Regions from separate parts of the Homo sapiens genome. Here region 2 is linked to region 1. Evidence: chromatin loops called from intact Hi-C (ENCODE). Cell type or tissue: dorsolateral prefrontal cortex. All regions are shown on one strand. Links, peaks and the distances in the headings refer to the core of each region. The heading gives the core; the rest is flanking DNA. Region 1 has its middle 60 kb from the start of NEK2-DT. Region 2 overlaps LPGAT1 (lysophosphatidylglycerol acyltransferase 1).

The links. Hi-C counts contacts between places; a loop is a spot of excess contacts. Peaks named below come from ENCODE experiments on the same cell type or tissue, not always from the same donor. Only the 100,000 strongest peaks of a DNase experiment are listed, where the experiment ranks them.
Region 2: it touches region 1 in a loop (3-fold over the local background); 3 of 110 quality-filtered maps call a loop at or near these places.

Annotation. Positions count from the first base shown.
Region 1 is chr1:211,729,827-211,742,338 of GRCh38, forward strand. No RefSeq gene overlaps it. Among named protein-coding and RNA genes, the nearest start is that of NEK2-DT, 60 kb to the left of the region's middle. RefSeq lists an enhancer at 5,501-6,000. In dorsolateral prefrontal cortex, for the core only: no CTCF peak of the experiment used is centred there; DNase peaks (open chromatin) are centred at 6,125, 6,755, 8,075, 9,074 and 1 weaker place; H3K27ac peaks cover 8,000 bases.
Region 2 is chr1:211,784,550-211,797,061 of GRCh38, forward strand. It overlaps LPGAT1 (lysophosphatidylglycerol acyltransferase 1), which reads right to left. Exons shown (of 8, transcript NM_014873.3): 3 at 8,523-8,641; 4 at 3,083-3,178. It also overlaps the pseudogene RN7SL344P. Among named protein-coding and RNA genes, the nearest start is that of LPGAT1, 40 kb to the right of the region's middle. In dorsolateral prefrontal cortex, for the core only: no CTCF peak of the experiment used is centred there; a DNase peak (open chromatin) is centred at 5,255; H3K4me3 peaks cover 823 bases; H3K27ac peaks cover 5,565 bases.

The DNA of each region.
Region 1 (12,512 bases), core at 2,613-10,612:
CTGATTAAAACACACTGGTTTACTTAAATACTTTATTCTCAAATATTAAATGGAAAACAAAACATGATTTCTTTATTTTTTATTTTTTTTTTAGATAGGGTCTCTTGCTCTGTCACCCAGGCTGGAGTGCAGTGGCACAACCATAGCTCACTGCAACCCTGACCTACTGGGCTCAAGCAATCCTCCTGCCTCAGCCTCTTGAGTAGCTGGGACTACAGGTGTGTGCCACCATGCTCAGCTTGATTTCTAACATTGCCCGGCTTGATTTCTTTTTTTTACTGATCTCTTCATTACCAACATGAGCTAACATTTATTTTTGCAATGCGATGATAATTCAGACTGCTGTGGTTGCCAGTGACAGAAGACAAATGTGAACCTGTTTAAGCAAAAGAGGGAAAAGGGGAAATACGTTGGCTCAAGTAACCAAGGCATGGGAAGGGCCTTAGGGACAGCTGCAACTAAGATCCCCAGGTCCATCAGGCCTCCCTCTGCAAGCCCTGTGTCTGCTCTTCTCTCTGAAGGCCTTGTCCTCGTGGCCACCAGCAGCTTGATCTCCCAGCTTTGCCATTAGGATGGAACTGAGACTCACACTGTCAGGCCCTGATGTCTAAATTGCCAATTGGCTCTGTTTTCCTCAACTTGAATCACACACCCATCTCTGGACAAGTTGAATGCAGTCAAAGGTGTCAAGGGTTGGGCCCCAGGGAGCCCCTGTGCCAGGAAGAGGGCCCTACTAGAGCATGGTGGCCGCCATGGAGCCACGTGATTGGAAAAGGCCAAAGCTGATCTGCCAGAAGAAGAGAGAGGAGAGCTGGACAGGCAAGATAGCAGCTCTTTCCTGCCCTCAGTGTCTGTCTTCCTTGCACATAACATACATACAAGGTGTATGTACGTGTGTAAAACTTGGGTGAGGGCTGGGCACTGTGGTTCACACCTATAGTCCCAGCTACTTGGGAGGCTGAGGCAGGAGGATCACTGGAGCCCAGGAGGTTGAGGCTGCAGTAGGCTATGATAGTGCCACTGTACTCCAGCCTGGGCGACAGAGAGAGACTCCATCTCACAAAACAAACAAACAACAACAACAACAAAAAACAAAAAACTTGGGTGGGGAAACAGTCCTGGAAGAGGAATTTAAATCTGGGATCTATTCCCACCAACTAACTATATAACCATAGGCCAGTTAACTTCTCTTCTCTAGACCCTGGCTTTCCAACTTATATAAAGGCAATAATAGTACTTGTCTTTCTTGCTCCAGTGGGCCACTGCAAAGATAGAGTGGGTTGAATAGTGTCCCCCTAAAATTCATGTTTACACCTCAAAGTGTGACCTTATTTGGAAATAGGTTACTTGCAGATAAAATTAATTTCGGATCCTAAGAGGGAATCATCCTTGTTTTAGGGTGGGCCCTGAATCCAATGACTGGTGTCCTTAGAAGAAAAGGAGAGAGCACAGAAAGACTCAGAGAAAGGGGTGATGTGCAGATGGAGGCAGAGATTGGAGTGATGTGTGACAAGCTGGGGAAAGCCAAGGATTGCTGGCAGGCACCAGAAGCCAGGAGAGGCCTGGATGGTTTCTCCTCGACAGCCCTCAGAAGGGTCCAACCTTGCTGACACCTTGATTTTGGACTTCAGGTCTCCTGACCTGTGAAAGAAAAAGAGTGTTGTCTGAAGCCACCAGGTTTGTGGTAATTCATCACAGCAGCCCTAGGAGAGAGATTAATACCTAAGATAGAATGAAAAGTGTGAAAAATGCAGTGTCATGGGATCAAGGATGTTATTACAGCAAGCACAGTGATTACATAGGCTCTATGAAACTCACAGTTACTGTGCCTGATTCAGAGCACAGATCTGTGCCTATCTGTTGCCACACCTTAATCCAGTCAGCAGCCATCTTTCATTTGTGCAGGAGTGACCTGCAGCTTGGAAGTCAATGTTCAATGAGAGGCAGATGTGAAATGGCCTCAGTACCAGCTCAAGATTCTGTTTACTGAGTGTTTGCTACATGCCAGCCATTGTTCTAGGCACCCCATGAGCACACTGTGTGCTTGGTGCTCTTCTGCAGACAGGGGAAAAGGCACAACAATTAGTACATGGTTGAACTAAGATTTGAATCCAAGTGGTCAGGCTCCAGAACTTGTGCACTGACCGCCTCGCTATGCTGCTTCAAGGCAGAGGAATCATCCCTTCCTGATTCATTGGGCACAATACAGCTACCGCCAGAGCCCTGGGCTGCCAGCTGGTCCTTCCTCCTCCCTCTGTCTCTTTCCCCATTACCTAAGGGGAGAACAGGCTCTGAACTCCCACGTTCTCTAACCCAAGTCCTGCTCAGGCCAACCCCTGCCTTTCTTCCTCTCACTGGATGTCTAGCCCAGTAGCAAAATATCTTTTACATAGGGAAATTAGCTGGTTAGAAATACGAGCCAGCTATAATCCAGCTCAGGTGCTTAATGTCAGGTGGGACAGAATGAGGGCCTGGAGGAGCTCTGGATGGGCCCCAGGCTGGGTGGTAGATCCTGTTACTCACGGGGAGGCTGGGTTCCTGCAGCATCTGCAGAGCAGGGCTGCAGGGGGTGCCTTCTCAGTTTCTAAGCCCTGAGATTCCACATTTCTCAGATCCCCTTTTACAACTCTCACAACCAGAAACATCAGCTGCCTCTCAGCCTATACTCCCACCTCTGTGGACCCTGTCTGCACACCCAGCCTCTCTTGCCACAACCCAGTTCTGTCTGAATCCTGCAGAGGTTCCCAAGTGCCCACCAACCTTCAGGGACCTCATCCAGTTTAATTGCTTCTCAATTTCTCTCTCCAATTCTGACACACCCCTGAGCTTGATTCATGTATTCATGAATACATGTCCTTAGATATTTAGCAAGTGTGTGAAACCTAACATGGTCATAATTGTCCTGCCCTAGTCATCCCCATCTCAGCAAATGGCAACACAATCCATCCAGCTGTTTCAGCTCAAAACCCCGGAGTCATCTTAATTCCTCTCTTTCACTTTCTACATTTAATTCATCAGCAAATCAAGCTTAACTCTTCCTCCAGAATAGACCTGAATCTGTCTCCAGTGCCACAACCTTGATGGAGGCTATGCCGTCTCAAGCCTGGATAGTGCAGTCACCTCCCAACGGGACCCCCACTTCCAGTCTGGTCACTTTGGCTCATTCCCCACACAGCAGCCGGGTATCTGTGAACACCATAGATCAGTTTCGTTGTTCCACTGAAAACTTTCCAGTGACTTTCATGGAACTAAGAATCAAAGCCACAGTCCTCATGTGGCCCTCAGGGGCCTTCTCTCTGCCTCCTCTTTTATTTTTATTTTTTAAATTCTTTTGAGATGGAGTCTCACTCTGTTGCCCAGGCTGGAGTGCAGTGGCGCCATCTCGGCTCACTGCAACCTCTGCCTCCCAGGTTCAGGCGATCCTCCTGCCTCAGCCTCCTAAGTAGCTGGGATTACAGACATGCACCATCACGCCCAGCTAATTTTTGTGTACATATATATATATATTTTTGTTTGTTGGTTTCTTTTAGTAGAGATGGGGTTTCACCGTGTTGGCCAGGCTGGTCTCAAACTCCTGGCCTCAGGTGATCTGCCCGCCTTGGCCTCCCAAAGTGCTGGGATTACAGGCATGAGCCACTGTGCCCGACTCTCTGCCTCCTCTTGTGTGATGCTTTCCTCTTCCAGTTGCTCCACCGTCCAGCTGGGCTCTCAATCTGCCCCAGCCATGCCCACCATAGCTTTCCCACCCCAGGGCTGGTGCCCCTGCTGTCCCCATCCCCTGGAATTCTCTGCAAAGGTCCTCACGTGGCTGCCTGCTTCTTGTCATTGGGTCTTAGCTCAATTGTCACCTCCCCAAAGAGCCTCCTGGATCACCAGCCCCCTTCCAATCATACTCTAATCTATCCCCACTTGATCTTCTTTATTGCACTTATAAATAAAATTACTGTCCTTCCTCATTATTTGGGGTAGCTATGCTTTATAAAGTCACCATGAACACTGAGCTAGTGAGTACTGAACTATCGGGTAAATGGAGGTTAGGTTTTTGCAAGCCACTGGCAACAACATTTCCATCCATCAAGCAATATATAACCTTGTTTTATGTGTGTTTCTGCTTAAAGACACCTTAGTTAATACAGTTGACCCTTGAACAATGAGGGAGTTAGGGGTACTAACCCCCACTGTGCATGTCAAAATCCATGTAGAATTTTTGACTCCCCAAAACTTAAATTACTAATAGCCCACTGTTAGTTGGAAGCCTTACTGATAACATAAACAGTTGATTAACACTCGTTTTATATATGTATTATATATACTGTATTCTTATTACAGTAAAGTAAGCTAGAGGAAAGAAAATGTTATTAAGAAAATCATAAGGAAGAGAAAACATATTTACTATTCATTAAGTAGAAGTGATCATCATAAAACGCTTCATCCTTGTCTTCACCTTGAGTAAGCTGAGGAGGAGGAAGAAGAGGGGTTGGTCTTGCTGCCTCAGTGGTGGCAGAGGTGGAAGAGGTGGAGGTGTTGGAAGGGGCGGCAGGAGAGGCAGGCACACTTGGTGTAACTTTTATTGAAAAAAGTTTGCATATAAATGGACCTATGCTGTTTAAACTCGTGTTGCTCAAGAGTCAACTGTGTATACTGCTGATTCATTTGTAGTGAACTCACGGCCAACAGCACTAACTCACACCTGAACGAAGCTTATCTAACATACGTATTTTCTCTGTCGGGCCTGTCACTGCTTCCTTGCACTCAGAAACACGAGACAGCACTTCAGCACTAAGCTTGGGGGCCTTTTTAAATAGTGAACTCACCAAATAAAAACACAACAATGCAAAAAAACTGCAGCATCAAACAGACCGTGAAAAGGATGATTGTTTATGATATGAGAGCAGAAACAAGAAGGTCTCGAGCAACTCAAAATTACTGCTTCTCTGCACTTCCGCGAATGACTCCGAAAGTCTGTGAGTATTGATTTTGGTGTTTCAAGTAAGTTTCATTGAGTGGGCAAATTTGCAAATATGGAATCTGTGAAGAAGGAGAGTCAACCGTATTTTATTCAGTTGTTTTCCATCTCTCCTGAGTAGAATACACGCTCCAGGAGACCTTGTCTGTTTTGCTCCCTACCGTATGCCCAGCACCTGGCACAGTGCCTAGCATGCAGTAAGTACTCAGTACATATTGACTGAAAGGAAGTGGAGAAGGAAGAATAAAATAATAAAGTCCAGGCTCCTTTTCACTCCCGATGATTGGTGATGCCTGTGCAGGAAGCTCCTGCTCCCAGAGAGACCAGAGGGCCACTGCCCACCTTGTCCCTTCACACAATTATATACCATTTCAAACCACCACCATGGTTCTTTGGCTCCTTCCAGGCAACCTACGTCTTCCTTCCTTTCTTTGTCTCTCTACTGCCCATCTATACGAGCCTGCATGTGCCAGGGAGTCAGTGGCCCCATGCTTGGGAAAGACTGCCCGCCCTTGCTTTACGCTTTCTCAGCTTTCCCTCCTTCCCTCTAGGTGCTTCTTGCGTGGTGCAGGAACAAACGTGCCACCTCCTTCATCTGGCCAGCTCCCCAATCCCGGGCTGTCTGGTCCCCTGCTGTCTGGCTCCTCCCTTCAGGTTCCTGCCAGTCCTCCCAAGACTTCTTGACATTTTCTTCTTCCTTTCCTGGGACTCAAATTCCACTCCATCCCCTCCCCTTTTCTTTGTTCTGACCCATAATAACCTTAATACAACCACCACCACCATAATGGTAAGGACTAATGTACTCCTGCCTAGGAAGAGGGTGAGTATTTATTTTGTGCACTAACTCTCAGATGTTCCAGAAAATGTTTCCAGATCTTGTCTCTGCCTCCCGGTCCACATTAGGCCTGATGAAAGGATGTGTGCTGTGGAATCAAGGTAGAAAGCTTTTCCCCCCAGTCATTACCCCCCGCATCTCTGCAGCGCTTGACCATCTAGCACGCCCCTGTGTAGAACCATTCGCATCTAGCGTGACCCTCCTGGGAACCCGGGAGGCAGACAGGGCAGGCATAATAACCTCCTTTGTCAGATGAGTCACGAGATGAGTCACAAGAGGCGACAGAAAATCAAGGAGTTTGCCCAAGGCCACGGAGCTCCGAAGAGCTGGATCTGCGCATTCCTGGCTCTGAACCAGGATCAAGTGCCCCTGCAGGCCTGAGACAACCCACAATCGGCCTGTTTGAGTGTCCAGTTTAGACTCCAGACCAATGGGAGTTTGCCAAGATAATAAGTTCCACATAACAAAGCCCACTGTGTGTGCCACGGGAGAGCGTAGGAGAAGGCACAACAGCAGCAAACGGTGGTTATTAAATGTTATGTTTACATAAAACTCCATTGGTTAGAAAATTCCATTCTCAGGTGCGATTTCATTTGATCTCATGGCAGCTGATTATTGTCTCAAGATGTGGAAACTGAGGAAATGTGACCCATCTGGCTAGAAAGGAGCTGAGCTGGGGTATTTCCCTAAGATTCCTGTTTCCTATGCCTGGATCCTTCCCCCTCGAAGACTGATTAATAACTATGATCAGCTTGCTTCTCTGCTCGAAGATTCAGGGGTTCTGGCCTGGGTAGTTTGCCAGCCCATTTCTCAGAACAATGTGGGAGGCAACAAGGGCCTAGAAAGTGGTTTCGAGGAAATGTGGCCAAGAAAGAGGGCCTTGGGGATGGAAGAACTTGGCAAGGAGATCTGAGCTGGCCTGCTGGATCCAGAGCAGTGTCAGGCAGGCAGCCAGGTGGAGCCTGGATGCGAGCTGCTGCCCGGGCGACTGAGGATGGAGGCAGCACGAGTCTCCAGCATCCTTCTGCCAGCAGTGAAATGTGCTCTGAACCTTTCCCTGAGCTTTGTGCCTCCCTCTCTAGGCAGCCCCTAGGGATTAACCCCTGCCCCAAAGCCCTTCAGCATCGCCACAGCTAATCTCTGTGATGCCATCTGCACATGTCAACATGTGACTGTAATGGTGGCAGAGCTTGTGTCCCATCTCTAGGCCCCTTTCCAGTCTACCCAGTAGACACATTCTGCAAACACTAGCTGACTGATCCCACCCCTTTGTCCTGCTTTCTTGTGCAACCTGGTTGTGGTTCCATGGTGTGACTGCACAGTGGGTGGGAAAGGGGGCAGCTCAAATAATGGACAACTGCAGTCAGTGAGGAAAGGAAGGGCACGTGAATTCACAGAGCACCACAAATGTTATTTTGTTCACAGACCTTGCAGACCCCACCCCATGCTGCACTGGGAGGCTGGTTCCTCGGGAAGTCTGGTGGCCCCTGTGCAGATGTCTTAGGCGCCCCTGGCCATGTTCCCTTGGCTCAGTGTTCAGCTGCCCTGTGGCAGGTGGCTCCTGCTCCGTGGGACTCACGCTTACCCCAGGCAGCATCTTTCCCACACCTAGGGCCTTTCAGCTTCAGGCCTTGAGGCTTCTCTGGTGCCATGGGAGCCTTTTCCACCCACTGCAGGGGCAGCCCTTAACCACCGGGGGATGGTCGGTGGATGCCTGGTCTCCTGGCCTTCAGGGCACAGTTCTGGGATGCCTTGGCGGGCTGAGCTTCCACACCCTACAGTTTGCTACTCACATCTCCTCCTCTCTAAGAACATCTTGTGCAGTGCCTTGGCAGGAGGGACAACAAGGGGACATGGACCACCCCCAGGGGCCTGGCTCCTTCCCATTCCTCATTTCCTCCTTCGTGGTTCTCATGACAGGGCAGCCTTCATGAGGTGCCTGCGTTTTACTGCTCTTCTGTTGCCGACTTGAAATTCGTAATGCTCTTTGAACAGGGAGTCGCATTTTCATTTTGTACTGGGTCACACAGACAACGTAGCTGGTCCTGCCTGGTAGTTTGCTGCTTGGGGAGAGGCCTCTGTAAGTGATGAGAGCAAAATGAGACCTGTCCTCTGGCCAAGCTGAGCTCATTGTTTCTTCCCTCCTCTGAGCACAACAGAAACCCAGGCACAGTGGGAGCTTTTATCAGGGTCCCTGTGACAACGGCGCATGGAAGTTGGGGGCTGGGGGGAGACAGGCCTTAGGGGCCAGGGGGAGACAGGCCTTAGGGGCCAGCTGGTCCATCCCCCAACCAGAGTGGGTTTTCCCACCCAGCACCCTGGCACAGGCTCACCCAGCCTCTTTGTGAATTCTTCTAGTGACAAGAAAGGGCCTTTTTTTATTTTATTTTATTTTTTTATCGTGGACTCGAATTGTCATTGCCCCTCACTCTGGTGAAGTGTTACAAGGTTCTCCAAACCCTTCCATGAGGATTATCTCACTGGATTCTCACCACCCTCTCCTTGTGCAGCAGACATTTTCTAAAGAGTGGAAATTAAGGAAATTCCGGTAATTTTCAGATTAGCAGCCCTTGCACCTCCCACTCAGCCTTTTCCCTTCCTTCAACCAGCGATGGAAATCTCACCTAGGAAGCCTTTCAGCCTGTCAAAAAAGAAAAAATGCCTCCTAATTCCTTGTACTAAATTATTCCCTCCCCGCTCCACCCTGGGCTGTAGGTAATGTAATGTCTTTTTTCAGATGTCCTTCACTTTGAATAACAGTCAGAAAATGGCATGAGGTAGGCAGCCTTTTCATAGGCTTGTTAAATGTATTAGACCCCGGTGGAAAGATGGGAGAATAAAGGAGGATCACAGAGCCTCCCTCTCCTAGTGATGACGGTAGAGCACACACCTTTTAAAGTGCCAGTCAAGGAAAGAAACAGAGGCTTCTAAAAGGCTGTGGCTTTTACGCCACCCCCACCTGGAGGAAATACGCCCACCAAGAACATCCTGAGCACTTCACCAATACCTGTCAGTTAGGAAAGCGACTGCCAGAGGGGATGGGCAGGGACGGTACCCAGAGTGGAGGTCCCCACCAGCTTTAGCTTATGTCTTCCAGTGGGCTGCAGGGTTGAGGGGAAAAGCTGGAGCCCATGCCAGGAGCAACCCAGGCAGAGGAAGCCTCACCATGAGGCCCCCCTGGGGTACACTGGCAGACAGACACACACACTGAGCCTTGAGATGTCTGAGGCTGAGGCTGTGGCAGGAGCCCCTGGAAGGAGACACATGTGTCCACTCCCACAGGCCCAGTGCTCCTCCTGCTAATGCAGCTTACAGCAAACCCTCAGATCTTTACTTTCACTTGCTTCTTGTCTGTGGTTTGCAGATTCCTAGTACCTATGCTCTGCCCACCCATGCCTGCCCCTCCTCTCCTCCCACTCTCCCCTAACAGTAAATACCTTTCAAATGAGAAACCCTCTGAGCACCCCTGCTTGCTGGCACCCTCTGTGCTAGAATCTCCTGCTGCAGTCAGACAGGTACCTGGGCGGGGGGTGAAGGGGAGCTGGAGCTGGGCTGGTGAGGTAACCCTGCTGTCCTTCCTCTCCAAGGCCTAATAAAGAGGAAGACAGAGTCTGAGGCAATGCTTCCTGTGACACCAGGTTTCTGCATCCCTCAGACATCGCTCCAATGACAATTTCAATTATTATTCCTGATCGGACATGGCACAGATTCTGAAGGCTGGCTTTCAGTAATCAGCTGTTCCATTTCTCTGCCTCCAAGAAGAAATGCTTTATTAATTCCACATTCATTAACTCATTCATTCCCTTGCTTTTTCTAGCCATCCTTTGGGAAAACAAGGACGGGTCTTCTTTATAATAAGCTAGCCCAGAACCACTCTGAATATCGTAATGCCTGAGCAGCCATCTCCATATCCATGAGTTGCTGTTTATGCCAAGCTTCCCACCAGATGATGGTTTGAAGTATTTCCAAATCTTCTCTAAGAGAACTGTTCCATAACCTCATCATGGCCCTGAAGCCTCTCTCTCTTGGAATTCCCAATTTCTGGTGTTACTCTGAAGTTCCGTGAATGGTGGGCTGGACAGCTTGTTGGATATTTGTCTGGGGAATCAAAGGCTCTTAGGGCCAGATGGGGCTTTGAAACATCACCTGCTTCTCATCTCCTCACCCCCACCCCCAGCAGGGCAGAGTTTCGAATACACACCTGCTAATCCAGCTTTGCCTCGTTTCTTTGTGCTCTACCATGATAACCTCAATAGCCATAAGCAATATCTTATTCTAATCTGCCCACTTCCTTCTGATACCCACTAAGAACTGAGCACCCAGAACTTACCACTGGAAGGTAAAGTGTCAATTCTCAAGATATAAACTTCTGAGACTTCTGCAACTAGAAAGGAGAAAGGTTTTCAAAATTACTTTCAATTTCCTGAAGCATTAGGACACTTTCAATGTAGTTTTATATTTAGAATCATATGAATTATACAGAGAACCGTGGGCTGGTGGACAGCTTCCAAATACTAGAAATTATATTTCCCTCCATTTTGATAATTAGTTCAAGGTCTTCACCACAAGTGACATCATGTCTCAGAAGCAAAAATAGGTCCCTATTAAGCCTATGTAATGTCTTGTCTAGTAGATCTGATTTCCTCTTTATGCCCCCGTCTCCTCACCTTCCTAATTGGCGCTCCAACCTCAAAGCTTTTTCTCACTGCTGTCTGGAGCCTTAGATATATTAAATATAGTCTGACTGTGTGGGGTTAGGGACTTGGCTATGCTGATTGCATGTGTCTAACTTAAAAACCAAGAGACCTAGGGCATGATAACAGCTCATTGCAGCCTCAATTCTCTCAGGCTCCAGTGATCCTCCTACTTCAGCTTCTCGAGTAGCTGGGACCACAGGTACACACCACCATGCCTGGCTAATTTTTTTTTTTTTTTAAGTAGACACGGGGTTTCACCATGTTGGCCAGGCTGATCTCCTGTCAGCCTGGTGTCAAACTCCTGGGCTCAAGTGATCCTCCTGCCTTGGCCTCCCAAAGTGCTGGGGTTATAGGCATGAGCCACTGCATTGGGTATGCATGGAACACATCACTTGCAGTTTAGGCACATCTCAATATGAGAATAACTTACATCCTCTGTTAAACCCAGTTGGGGTGAGATAAACACAGCCTCCTTACTGCACATTCAGTACAATGTGCCAGTGTCTTATGTGCTTCCTGTATATAATCTCACTTAATACTGAAAAGAAGTCTTGGCCAGGCATGGTGGCTCACGCCTGTAATCCTAGCACTTTGTGAGGCCAAGGTGGGCGGATCATGAGGTCAGGAGTTCAAGACCAGCCTGGCCAACATGGTGAAACCCCGTCTCTAATAAAAATACAAAAATTAGCCAGGTGTGGTGGTGCACACCTGAAGTCCCAGCTACTCAGGAGGCTGAGGCAGGAGAATCACTGAACCGGGACCCGGGAGGCAGAGGTTGCAGTGAGCCGAGATCACGCGGCTGCACTCTGGGCTGCAGAGTGAGACTCCGTCTCAGAAAAAAAAAAAAAAAGAAGTCTTTGAGCGTTTCCCATTTAACACATAAGGAGAGTGAGGTTGAGAGGATAAGAAACTTGCCAAAGGGCCAAGGTCGAATTGAAGTCCCCGGTTCTGCTGCTCCTGGGCTCCTACTTGGACAAGCCCTTAACACTTGATGGCGCCATGACAGAGGGATATTCGGGCACTAGTGGCCATCGTGGCCTAGAATTTATTACCTACTCTAGTTCCACACTAGAATTCAGAAAAGAAAGAAACTATTATGAGATTGAAATCTGTATCCCCTTTGGTCTAACATAAAAATGTTCTTTTTATCTTCTACTATATAGGGCAAAATTTTTAAAATGCACTTCACTTCCACATCCAAAAAAAAAAAATAATTAATTTCAGGGCTTTTTTCATGGTTAATTGTATCTCTGCAGCAGCTGAGAGGAACATTAATAAAAATTATCTTTTGGGGTTTTGGGATTATTAAAATTGAGGATAAGGATGTTATGGAAGCTTTAGCTTCTAGATCCATCGCCCTTTTAACAAATATACTTGTTCCTTTAGATTTCACTCTTATTTACGAAATACATAAATCTGAACCAAAGCAATATGCTGTTTTGGGGAAAATATATGAATGCAAATAAAAGAAAGCTGATTCTAGTCCCCACAATTCTACTAAGTAGCCATTTGATGCTACCAGCAATGCACCAAAATTGTATCAGAGTGAAATCTGCCATCCCAAAACAAGGTGACTACTTGCTCTGAAATTCTAAGAGCCAATCAGTCATGCATCAATCGGTGCCAAAAATAATATAATGTCCAAACAAAACCTCCATTCTTTTAGCTAGGTGTCCATTTGATTAATGTGACTTATACGAATGAGGGATGGATCAACAAATCTAATCCTCTTAAGGTATTTGGGAACTCGAAATATTTCTAACTAATGGAAATTATGGGCAAGCCTGCCAAAGGGCAAGAACTCTTTTAGACCCATCTAGTGTTCTTTATTCAAATAGCTTAGGAATTTTTTTTTTTTAACTGTGGTAGCTGATCTTCAAAGACAGCTCCCAATGAAGCATGCCTCTCAGTATTTGATAGTATTCTACCCATTTATAGACCTTCCCACATTGAATCTGGACTGGCTCTGTGACATGTTAACTAAAGGAATATAGCACCAAAAGTGACTCTGTGC
Region 2 (12,512 bases), core at 1,509-9,508, 54 kb after region 1:
CACAGGAGATAAGTTAGAAGACTTGCAGTATTCCACACAAGGGAATTTGATGAGATTCAATTATATTGTATTGATAACAAGTAGTTACATTTAGGAAAAATGTGAAAGTAAAGCTAAAAAAGACATTCTAATGGACTGTATCTTAGTTGAGAGGGAAAGAGAGAAAAGAAGATGACCTGAAGTCTAAAAAGAAGAATCCAGAAAAATTTGTAGGAAGGCCCAAAGCTTACAACTAAATATCACAAAGGTTCTTTCTTTTTTTTTTTTTTTTTGAGACAGAGTCTCGCTCTGTTGCCCAGGCTGGAGTGCAGTGGTGCGATCTCGGGTCACTGCAAGCTCTGCCTCCCGGGTTCACGCCATTCTCCTGCCTCAGCCTCCCGAGTAGCTGGGACTACAGGCGCCTGCCACCACACCCGGCTAATTTTTTTTGTTTTTAGTAGAGATGGGATTTCACCGTGTTAGCCAGGATGGTCTCGATCTCCTGACCTTGTGATCTGCCCCCCTTGGCCTCCCAAAGTGCTGGGATTACAGGCGTGAGCCACTGCGCCCAGCCGGTTCTTTCTTTCAGTGTGATCAGTTTGCCAACATTTTCCAGCCAACAAAATTACAGAAACTCCTCAAAATAATTAGTATGCTTTCAGTCTTTAGATCAAATGTATCCCAAATGCAAAACATGTAAGACATTTTGTTAGTCAGTTTGCTGAAGTGAACTGATTATGATTAAGATAGCTATTAAGTTCTCAAGATTATACGTAAAATATTTTTACTATTCTTGGAAAAGCTTGTCAAAATGGTCTAGTAGCAAAGTCTCAAGAGAATTTTTCTTTTAAACATTAATGCTTTTTCCCTTCCTTCCCCTCATGTTATAGATTTTTATTACTAATCTATCGGGGAAAAACACGTTGCTCTTTAGAAATAAATTTGTAAACTTTCCAGAAACTTCGAAATATAATCTTTATGTATGCAAAACTTCACATAGTAATCACAAGAAAATATTTTGGAGTACCTAATTTTCAACTTTTATCTAAAAGTACACCGATAATCTAGTATAATTTAGCCTCTTTTTTTTTTTTTTGAGATGGAATCTTGCTGTGTCACCCAGGCTGGAGTGCAGTGACGCAATCTCGGCCCACTGCAACCTCTGCCTCCCAGGTTCAAGCGATTCTCCTGCCTCAGCCTCCCAAGTAGCTGGGACTACAGGTTCATGCTACCATGCCCAGCCAATTTTTGTATCTTTAGTAGAAACAGGCCTTCACCATGTTGGCCAGGCTGGCCTCGAACTCCTGGCCTCAAGCAATCTGTCCACCTCGGCCTCCCAAAGTGCTGGGATTACAGGCATGAGCCACCGAGCCCAGCCCCTCTTCTTGATGCCTGATGATCATCATTAGAATCAACTGTTACACTACACTGTAAATTCAATTATTTCCTAAAGCTGGAAATGAGGTAAGGTGCTCAGCTAGCTTTTCGGATCCCTGAGACTGCTAAGCTTTCTAATTGTTGGTTCCGCTGCCTTCTCTGAGCTATTACACTAGGATCTTTGTTAAGTTGTCCTGATCAGTTTATTTTGTCTTGACCTTGTGTCCACTCCCCATTGCCACTTCTTGTGGTTCCAGGGTATGCTTATATTTGTTTCTCTGCTCAGAAGAACAAAGGATGTTTCCAAAATGAAATGATATAATGTCCAGTACATAAAACTGTCTGGAGTAAAGTACATGTGTTTTGTGACACTTATTTTCACAGAACTTAGAAGTTTCTCTACTCAATTCCAGCTTATTTCTGAATTTGTGGTTCTTGGAAAAGGCTTAATTAGATTCACCAATTATTCATTAAGTAATAATTATGTGCAAAGCACGGCACAATCCAGGTTGTTAAATATGTAAACACCAAATAACTGTGGTATTGTCATGCATAAAAGCTCGTACATACCATATTTCAGTTATCCATTCTGGTGAAAATAAAGCATATAATACTAGTAACAAGTCAAGAAAATAATGTAGTGCTGATAAGAGGCTATCATTCTTCTTCCTACACTAAACTATTCCTAATGCTTGGGACTTCCCAATTCACCTTCCTCCATCAAATCCATACCTATTCTTTAAAACTTGTGCCAAATATCATCTTCTCTGAAGTTTTTCTGGATTCACATAAAACTGATATACTTATTTTTCCTACTATGAATTCCCAAAACATCTCCCATTATTATTATTACATTAACTTATTTATTAATTTATTTAATAATCTGCCTACTAGTAATTTAGATATCTACTATATTATACAACAGTGCCTTGTAAATAAAAGTAATAGTGATACAATAGTAGTAATCAAGATAAAAATGATGATGAAGGTAGTAGGCACTGTTCTGAGTGCTTTATAGCTATTACTTCATTTAATCCCCACAACAACCATTGTGGGGGATACTACATATTATTCAAGTTTGGAAAACAAGAAACTTGAGGATTTAAATAATTTGCCCAATTCACATAGCTAAGAAACTGAATAGTGGGGAATGTTTACTAAACTAAAAATGTACCTTCTAAATGGGAGAAGAGTAGAGATTAGAATATTTGCATTTTAAGTATTTTAATACTTATCCATACTCAAATTTAGATTGAAATAAATGGTTAGGGAACAAAGATTCCGAGAAAGAGCTCCCTGAGCCTGGCACAGTGGCCAGTGGCTCACACTTGTAATCCCAGCACTCTGGGAGGCCAGGCGGGTGGATCACTTGTGGTCAGGAGTTTGAGACCCTAACCAACACAGTGAAACCCCATCTCTACTAAAAATACAAAAATTAGCTGGGCGTAGTGGCATGCCTATAGTCCCAGCTACTCCAAAGGCTGAGGCATGAGAATCACTTGAACCCAGGAAGTGGAGGTTACAGTGAGCCGAGATGGTGCCAATGCACGCTAGCCTGGGCGACAGAGCGAGACTCTGTCTCTCAAAAAAAAAAAAAAAAAAAAGCTCCCTAAGACTGGTTAGAAGCAGCCCTACCTATTATAATTGGTTTTGTTATACCTCTTTTTATAATCAAGAATCAATTTGACCAGGCTATCACTGCGGGGAAAAAGTGCTCATTACTTACCTGTCTTATAAAGAAGTCTCCATGAACTAGAGAAACAATTCCAAAGTTTGTGTACTTAAAAATATGATCCATCAACCACATCATCTGAGCAACAACCTAAAATATTTAAAAGCAAGAAATAATATTGGATAGAAGAAACCTGACTATAGTTGAGCTGAGTCTCCAAGCTTTAAATATAATCATCCAAGCATACTTTTAATTAACCAAAATATCTTAAGTCTAACTCTATTTCTACAAACAAAGCACAGTTACTAATAGTGTCTACATGAAAAATTACAGGTCTTGATTCCAAGTCTTCGAATCCTAAGTCACAGGTACATATATCACTATATAAAAAATGAAACTCAATTAACTTCTTAAATTTGGACTTAATGATTTCAAATTTGTTCTACCCCAAAGTCTCTGATAATTCTTATATAACTTACAAAATTATTTTGAAACAATATAATAAAATGGTTAAGTTATCAAACAAGACTATATATTTAATGAACATTCACTGTGGCTTTATAAAATCTGAGTGTAGCTTCATGGCAAAGTATAAAAATGTAGTGTCCCAAATAAAACATTTAAAAATTAATAGAATGATTTACATATTCTATTATGAAGAATATTTATTAGTTTATGTAAAATCATGGTCTTTGCCAGGATAAAAATATTTGTAGTGCCTCAGTCCTTAAACAGAAAAATATTATCCACTGCTGATAAGAGTTAATACCAATATTGAGGGCAGAAGACTTTCTTTCACGCAAATTTAAAAATTAAAACTACAGGCCAGGCACAGTGGCTCACGCCTGTAATCCCAGCACTTTAGGAGGCAGAGGCAGGTGGATCACTTGAGGTCAGGAGTTTAAGACCAGCCTGGCCAAAATGGTGAAACCCCATCTCTACTAAAATACAAAAATTAGCCAGGCGTGGTGGTGCGTGCCTGTAATCCCAGCTACTCGGGAGGTTGAGGCAGGAGAATTGCTTGAACCCGGGAGGCACAGGTTGCAGTGAGCCAAGATCGAGCCGCTGCACTCCAGCCTGGGTGACAGAGAGAGACTCTTTATTAAAAAAAAAAAAAAAATTAAAAGTACAAACGGGATCTAATTAATGAATCGGTTAATTGTTCTTTCCTGCTGAGGAAATAGCATTCCTTGTTATAAGCCTTAACTAAAGTGAAAGCTACAACCTCAGTCAAGAATGCAATAAGCTCTACTTTGGTTTCCCAGGGGAACAGTAGATGTAAACATCATCTCTAAGAACCAACTGATGTGAACCTACACATATGGAAAAAACTAAAACACTGATATCCATGTGCTGCTTTTATAAAAGCATTATAAAAGCCCACAGATGATATAATATTACAGCTTCTGCCTTAGTTTTCCAGCTACACAACTCCTACTCCATCAGCTTTACAATATTAAATCTTTTTTTAAAAATGAAGATATATGCCTAGTAAAGAAAGAACTGATTCCTCAATCAATTAATATAGAGTAAGATAATCACCAGCATCCCATCTTGTTTTGCTTTGCAATGATGATTACAGTACTATGTTTAAATAAGCTGAGATTTGGACTAAATGAAATTTGTTGAACAGTGTCCCCAAAACAAACAAAAAGCAGTGGATTCAACCTATAAAGCATTTTAGCTTTAGATACATTAAGAAGTGTAGTTGTAATTTATTGACTTCTGGGTTTTAAATGCCAAATAACTAGCTTTTATATTTAACCTTTCATTCATGGTGGATTTATCTCTTCAGTTAGAAGGGTCACTTAAAACATAAATTCAGTAAAGATACCCAAACTATTTCCTGAGATTTGTAAGGACAGCTCTGTTCCAACTTATTTTAGGGGAAATGTTATAAGTCAATAAATGTTTATAAAACATTTAATAAAGTTCTTTTGACAGAAATAAAAATTCTTAGTTTTATCATAAATTGTCATAAAAGGCCAAGACAATTCACAGACACTTATTATAAGGGTACCAGGCTGGGCACGATGGCTCACGCCTATAATCCCAGCACTTTGGGAGGCTGAGGTGGGCGGATCACGAGGTCAAGAGATCGAGACCATCCTGGTCAACCTCGTCTCTACTAAAAATACAAAAATTAGCCGGGTGTGGTGGCGGACACCTGTAGTCCCAGCTACTCAGGAGAACTGAGGCAGGAGAACTGCCTGAACCCAGGAGGCGGAGGTTGCAGTGAGCTGAAATGGCACCACTGCACTCCAGCCTGGCGACAAAGCAAGACTCTGTCTCAAAAAAAAAAAAAAAGTACCAACACTTTCAGAAAACACAATTAATCCTTTGTTTCATATTCTTCAAAAGAAGGATGAGTAAACATAAGCTGCCTAAATCAACTCTGTCAATGTTTGATAGGTCTGTCCCTCAGAACTTTTCCATTATTTCTAAGAGACAAAATCAATCTATATCAATTATTCTTTATCTGGATGCACAGATTTTCTACGTATCAAAACATCGTCTAGAGACTTAAATGACTGCACTCTTTCTGTCCTTTTGAAATTATAATAAGGTCAATGGTTTTCCATTGGGTGAGTATGGAAACTGCAGGATAATTTTGGTCCTTGTGACAACAAGGACTAAGGAGTGCTACTAGCATTTAGTGTGTGGCAGTTGGGTACACAAAACGTCTGGCAATGCCCAGGACAGTTCTCAGCAACACTGTTGTCCTATTAAAATGCCAACAGTACTCCCACTGAGAAACTAATGGGGGCTTCAAGAAGTCCCCTGAATTCAAAAAGCTATGTTATAATTATATTACCATCAAAGCAATATTTTTCAACTGGCCCACAATATAGCCTTCCTTATTTGAAGGTATCCATAAAGTATAAAATAAATCAAGTAAACATTCCTACTAGTGAATACAAATTATATTGCTCTGTAATTATTAGGCAGCAGGGAAAGATTATAATGCTTCCACCCTTATATTCTGTTACTCCTTTATGAAAGAAAATAAAATATTCTTCTAGATTTCAAAGTATTCAATATTATCAGAGCATTATTTAGTATTAACTAATCTCAAAATAAAAAAAAATTACTTGGGATAGAAAAATGAACCTAGCCTAACTAACTTAAATATTTTTATAAAGGCAAACAAGCCAACCAAACTTTCTTTTGTCCACATGACTGGGGAATTTTAAATTACCTAATATTCTAGTTAATACAGTTATCATCTATGCCAAACTGGTGTTAGAATACAGTTAGACATATTTATATTGACCATTTTAATCACGAGTTTCAAAAAACACTTAAGGACATTGTAGGCCCTCAGGATAATCACTATAAATGTAATGATCCTATCTGTAAGAGTTACAATGTTAACTAATTGGAGATTCTCTTTTATAGAAAGCCAAATCAACTAGTTTTGCAAAATTTTAACGTCATGAACTTAGAGGACAGGCAATAAATATTATTATAAATGCAAATATATCTACATGGTGATACTCTTAACAATTCAAGATCCTGAATCTAAGAAAGGATTTAATTTTTCCACATTCCAGTGAGATTATCCCTCTGCTTTTCAGATAGACAAGAAAAACAGATTCTGCAATAATAAAACATATTTTTATTTAATCTCCTCTCATTTTCTGACCCTACCCTAACCTAGTGAATCAAAATCTCTGGAACCTAAACACACCAGGGCTTATTCTCACTTTGATGTTTTTGCCAAGATTGTTTCATTAAGAAAGAAGTCCTTGCTTTACCAGTCTACCTAAATTCTACTCATCCTTCAAGGCCAAGTTTATGTCCTCTCCCCTTCATAAAGTTTTCTATGTCCATGAGGTACACAGTGCACTTACCCTCCACTGAAGCCATCTCACTTGTCAATTAAGTATTGTTTATGGCTCATGCCTGTAATCCCAGTACTATGGGAGGCCAAGAGTGGGTGGATCACCTGAGGCCAGGAGTTTGAGACCAGCAGCCTGGCCAACATGGCGAAACCCCGTCTCTACTAAAAATACAAAAATTAGCCAGGCATGGTACCCGTGCCCATAGTCCCAGCTGCTTGGGAGGCTGAGGCACAAGAATTGCTTGAACCCAGGAGGCAGAGGTTGCAGCAAGCCAAGATTGTGCCACTGCACTCCAGCCTGGGCAACAGTGCAAGACTCCATCTCAAAAAAAAAAAAAAAAAAACAAACAAACAAAAAAAAAAAACAAAAAAAAACATTGTTTGTGATACCCTTCTTCTACCTGCCACTAGGCTGTCAGCACCTTGATAAGATGAATTGTATCTTACAGGATGGTGTTTACACTTCCTATAGTCACTGATCATAACTACTAAGCCCTTAATGAACTTCCATTAGGTCACACATTAACTCCATTAATTTATACACCTTATTTAGTTTTCTATGAACATAACCTCTTTAACTTCTAAGGTGATAATTCTCCTAAGGCTAAAGACTGAATTTATTTTTTAAATCCACTCAGTTTATAAATATTTATTCTATCATAAGCAATATTCCCCCAATCTTTTGTTTTAGAGATGGGGTCTTGCTGTGCTGCCCAGGCTGGAGTGCAGTGGCTCTTCACAGGCATGATCCCACTACTGATCAGCACAGGAGTTTTGGCCTGCTCCATTTCCACCCTGGGCTGGTTCACCCTTCTTGTGTGACCTAGTTGTTCACTGCTCCCAGGAGGTCACCATATTTATGCTCAACTTAGTGCAGACTGCCTATCAGCATAGAGAACTACAGCCCAAACTCCTGGGCTCAAGCGATCCTCCTGCCTCAGCCTCCCGAGTAGCTGGAACTACAAGTGGCACCACTGTGCCAGGCTAAAGCTGCTTTTTGTGTTTGTATTTTTCAAACTAGCAATCCACTGCTTCACCTCCAGACAGCCCTCAATTTGAACTATATTAACCTGCTTTCCTCCCAGTTACTATTTTTTAAAACAGTCTTATTGAAATATAATTCACATTGTCCCAGTTTTTTTTTTTTTTTAAGTCTCTACATTCCCACTTCTGGGTGACTTAGAATGATATATTTTTTCTTTTAATATTTTCTAAATTTTTATTTAAAGTATACATATTAAAGTCTATGTCTATATTTCAAAGCACAGTAAGATATTTGAATTGATTCCCTTTTTTTTTTTTTTTTTTTGAGATGGAGTCTTGCTCTGTTGCTAGGCTGGAGTACAGTGGCGTGATCTCGGCTCACTGCAATTTCTGCCTCCCGGGTTCAAGCAATTCTCTTGCCTCAGCCTCCCGAGTAACTGGGACTACAGGTGCACACCACCACGCCCAGCTAATTTCTGTATTTTTAGTAGAGATGGGGTTTCACCCTGTTGTCCTGGATGGCCTCGATCTCTTGACCTCATGATCCACCCACCTCAGCCTCCCAAAGTGCTGGGATTACAGACATGAGCCACCATGCCCGGCCAAATGGATTCCTTTTTAACCTTCCTTTCTGGATGTCTATCTACTGCCTTCAGGGTAGCTTACCAGTCCTTTGTCCTGGAGGCACATCATCAGTGTGCACACATCTCCTGTTGCCTGATGATTCACCAACATCACTGCTTCATCTTTTGAAACTGCTTTAATATCTTCTCCCCATTCCATCACTGTAAGAACAAAAAAGTTTCAAAGCTGTCATTTTAAAGATTTTTATATTATCACAAACCTTATATTAGAAAAAATGATGTATATTAATGATGATATGTCACCTAGCTAAAACATCCGAAAGTTTAGAACTAAGTTTATTTCCTGTGCAAATCAGAATGTTAATATAACTTTTATAGAGCCCCCAAATATACATTAAAATATAAAATTATCATTATTTATTTATTTATTTATTTATTTATTTATTTATTTATTTATATTTGAGACAGAGTCTAGCTCTGTCACCCAGGCTGGAGTGTAGTGGTGCGATCTTGGCTCACTGCAACCTCTACCTCCCGGGTTCAAGCAATTCTCCTGCCTCAGCCTCCCAAGTAGCTGGGATTACAGGTGCACACCACCACGCCCAGCTGATTTTTGTATTTTTAGTAGAGATGGGGTTTCACCATATTGGCCAGGCTGGTCTCAAACTCTTGACCTCAAGTGATCCACCTGCCTTGGCCTCCCAAAGTGCTGAGATTACAGGCGTGAGCCACTGTGCCCAGCTATGGTCATACCTTTGATCTAGAAGTTCTATTTCCTAGAATTTATCCTACAGAAACTTGTTCAAATAAGCAAAGATATATGTATAAAGAATGTTTATCACAACTTAAATGTTCACCAACAAGGGAATGGACAAGAAAATTATGATGTAATAGGAGAGTATAAACCCGTTAAAATAATGGAGGATATCTCTTATTCACTAACCCAAAAAAGATGTATTATCAACTAACAAAGCAAATCACAAAACAGTAAATATAGCATGATCCCATCTTTTTAAAGCAGGAATACCATCCATGTGTTGTTCAATGCACTGAAAAACGTCTAGAAAAATAAATTTCAAACTGTTAATACCGATCATCAATGAGAGGTGGTTCCCAACCCTTCAGATTCTATTTTATAAGAAAACATTCAGACATAATAATGCATACTTTCACCTTAAAATAATAAAACTAATACAAATGCCAAATTATTTGAAGTTATCAGATGAAAAGTCACTGCGCCAAAATCTATACGTACATTCTAAGGGAAACAGTGGTATTTCTATGTAGTTATGCCTCATTTCATTTTATATTTATTTTTAACTTTTTTGAGACAGGATCTTGCTCTGTTACCTTGGCTGGAGTGCAATGGTGCAATCACAATGGCTCACTGCAGCTTCAAGCTCCCTGGGCTCAGTGACCCTCCTACCTCAGCCTCCCAAGTAGCTGGGACTATACAGGTGCATGTCACCAAGTCCAGCTAACTTTTGTATTTTTTTTGTAGACACAGGGTTTTGCCATGTTGCCCAGGCTGATCTCAAACTCCTGGGCTCAAGCAATCCACCGGCTTCAGCCTCTCAAAGTATTGACATTACAGACATGAGCCACTGCACTCGGCCACCTCATTTTACAGTAAATTTATGTCAAGCCTCAGTTTTCAAACATCAGAATTCTGCAAAGAATCTTCTAGCATTTTTTGATATGAATTATCAAAGGCCAATTCTACATTAGTATTCTTTACCCTAACCTTATCTCACTCACTGCTGCAAGGAAAGAATTCAAGCCACCTGTGTGTAAAAGCTCAGGATGAAATAGGGATAGGGAGACCTGTTTAGAAGCCAATTTTGCACTATATTTCAAAATTAATAAATGCACAAACCTTTTTACCTAGGAATTCTACTTCTAGAAATGCATCCTACAGATATACTCATTTATGTGCAAAATGACATGTACACAAGGCTACTCACTGCAGCTTTGATTGTAAAAGCAAAGATGAAAACAACTAGAAAGAGAAGCTAACTCAAATTCATAGAAATGGTGGTTGCCAGGGGCTGGGGGAGGGGGAAATTGTTGTTTAATGAGTACAGTGTTTCAGTTTTACAAGATGGAAAAGTTTTAGATATCGGTTCCACAACAATGTGAATATACTTAACAAGACTGAACTGTACACTTGAAAAATTAAGATGGTGAATTTTATGTTAGCGTATTTTACCACAATTAAAAACATTTTTAAGGGAGACTACCTAAATAAATTATATCTATGCAATGGAATATTATGCAAACATAGCACTTATGTACTAAGATGAAATGATATACTTTAAGTAATAAAAGCAAAGTGTAGAATAGGATGATGGATGCCACTAGTTGTGTTTTTTGTTTGTTTGGTTTTTTTGTTTTTGAGACGGAGTTTCGCTCTTGTTGCCCAGGCTGGAGTGCAATGGCGTGATCTCAGCTCACCGCAACCTCCGACTCCCAGGTTCAAGCGATTCTCCTGCCTCAGCCTCCCAAGTAGCTGGGATTACAGGCATGCGCCACCACGCCCGGCTAATCTTGTATTTTTAGTAGAGACGGGGTTTCTCCATGTTGGTCAGGCTGGTCTTCAACTCCCAACCTCAGGTGATCCGCCCACCTCGGCCTCCCAACGTGCTGAGACTACAGGCCTGAGCCACCGCGCCCAGCCTAGTTATGTTTTTAAAAAGGACAGAGAATATACTAACCAAATGAAAACTCCCCATATGCCCCTGTTGACAACCCTCCAATGGAGACACACGGACATACAAACACACAAACACACACACACATGCACAACATTCTTTCATTAATACAATCTTCATTCAATAAATCAGCATCAGGCATGGTTAGGTGTTGTGGATATAAAATAAGTAAGAACATTTCAAGTATTATTCTAAAGTGAACAGCAGTTAAAACTCAAGAAAAGTCTAGCTTGGTTCTATAAATAGTGGGCTATTAAGAGGTAATGTGGACAGTTTTCTGGCTCTCCATCTGTATTAATAGATGTCTCATCACCAAATAGTCCTTTAACGCAATCTGTGCTACATGAGTGGAAAATACTAGATACCTAGGCCCATGCAGTGGGAAGGCATATATGTCAATATAACTGCAAATAAGAATAAGTTTTTACATAAAATATATCTTACCTGTTTGCTTTATATAAATCAGATAAATCTAGTAAGTGTGACTGGTTTAAATATGAAAACATAAATTGAATTTGGAACCCTCTGTACTGGGTTGAACAGTATACTCCAAAAATTCATGTCCCCCCAAAATCTGTGAATCAAGATGAGGTCATACTGGATTAGGGTGGGCCCTAAACCTAAATCCAATAAGACTGGAGTCCTTATAAGAATAGGAAAATGTGGGTCAGAGAGACACACAGGGAGACCACCACGTGATGACAGAGGCAGAGATTGAAGTGACGCACCTACAAGCTGAGGGACACCAAGGATGGTGGACAACCACCAGAAGAAGCTGGAAGAGGCAAGGGAAGAGCCTCCCTGAGAGTCTTTCGAGAGAGCATGGCCCTGCTGACGCCTTGATTTCAAGACTTCTAACTTCCAGAACTGTGAAAGAATAAATATCTGCTGTAAAACCCACTTTGTGGTAATTTGTTATGGCAGCCCTAAGGAATTAACATAACCCCTCCCTCAATTTTCCCCATCCTCTCTCTTCCCTTTCCATTCTATTTTCCCCAAAATTATAGTCTTTCTTTTCTTATCAAGTATAGGAAAAGAATTGCATTATCTTTTAATATTCAGCACATTATATATAATCTAACATTATGTATTATAAATGGTTTTTAATTTTCACTTCTAAATACTTTCAGAAATTATACTTTAAAGTATAATTATTAAGAGTTAATCCACTACATGTTTTATCTCTCAATCAGAACTTAGCCAAAATTTATTTTCAGACCAAATGTCAATTTACCAAGACTCACATAGCATGCTGAATCAAAAAAGTGAAGGTGGTCAGGTGTGGTGGCTCACGTCTATAATCCCAGCACTTTGGGAGGCCAAGGTGGGTGGATCACTTGAGGTCAGGAGTTCGGGACCAG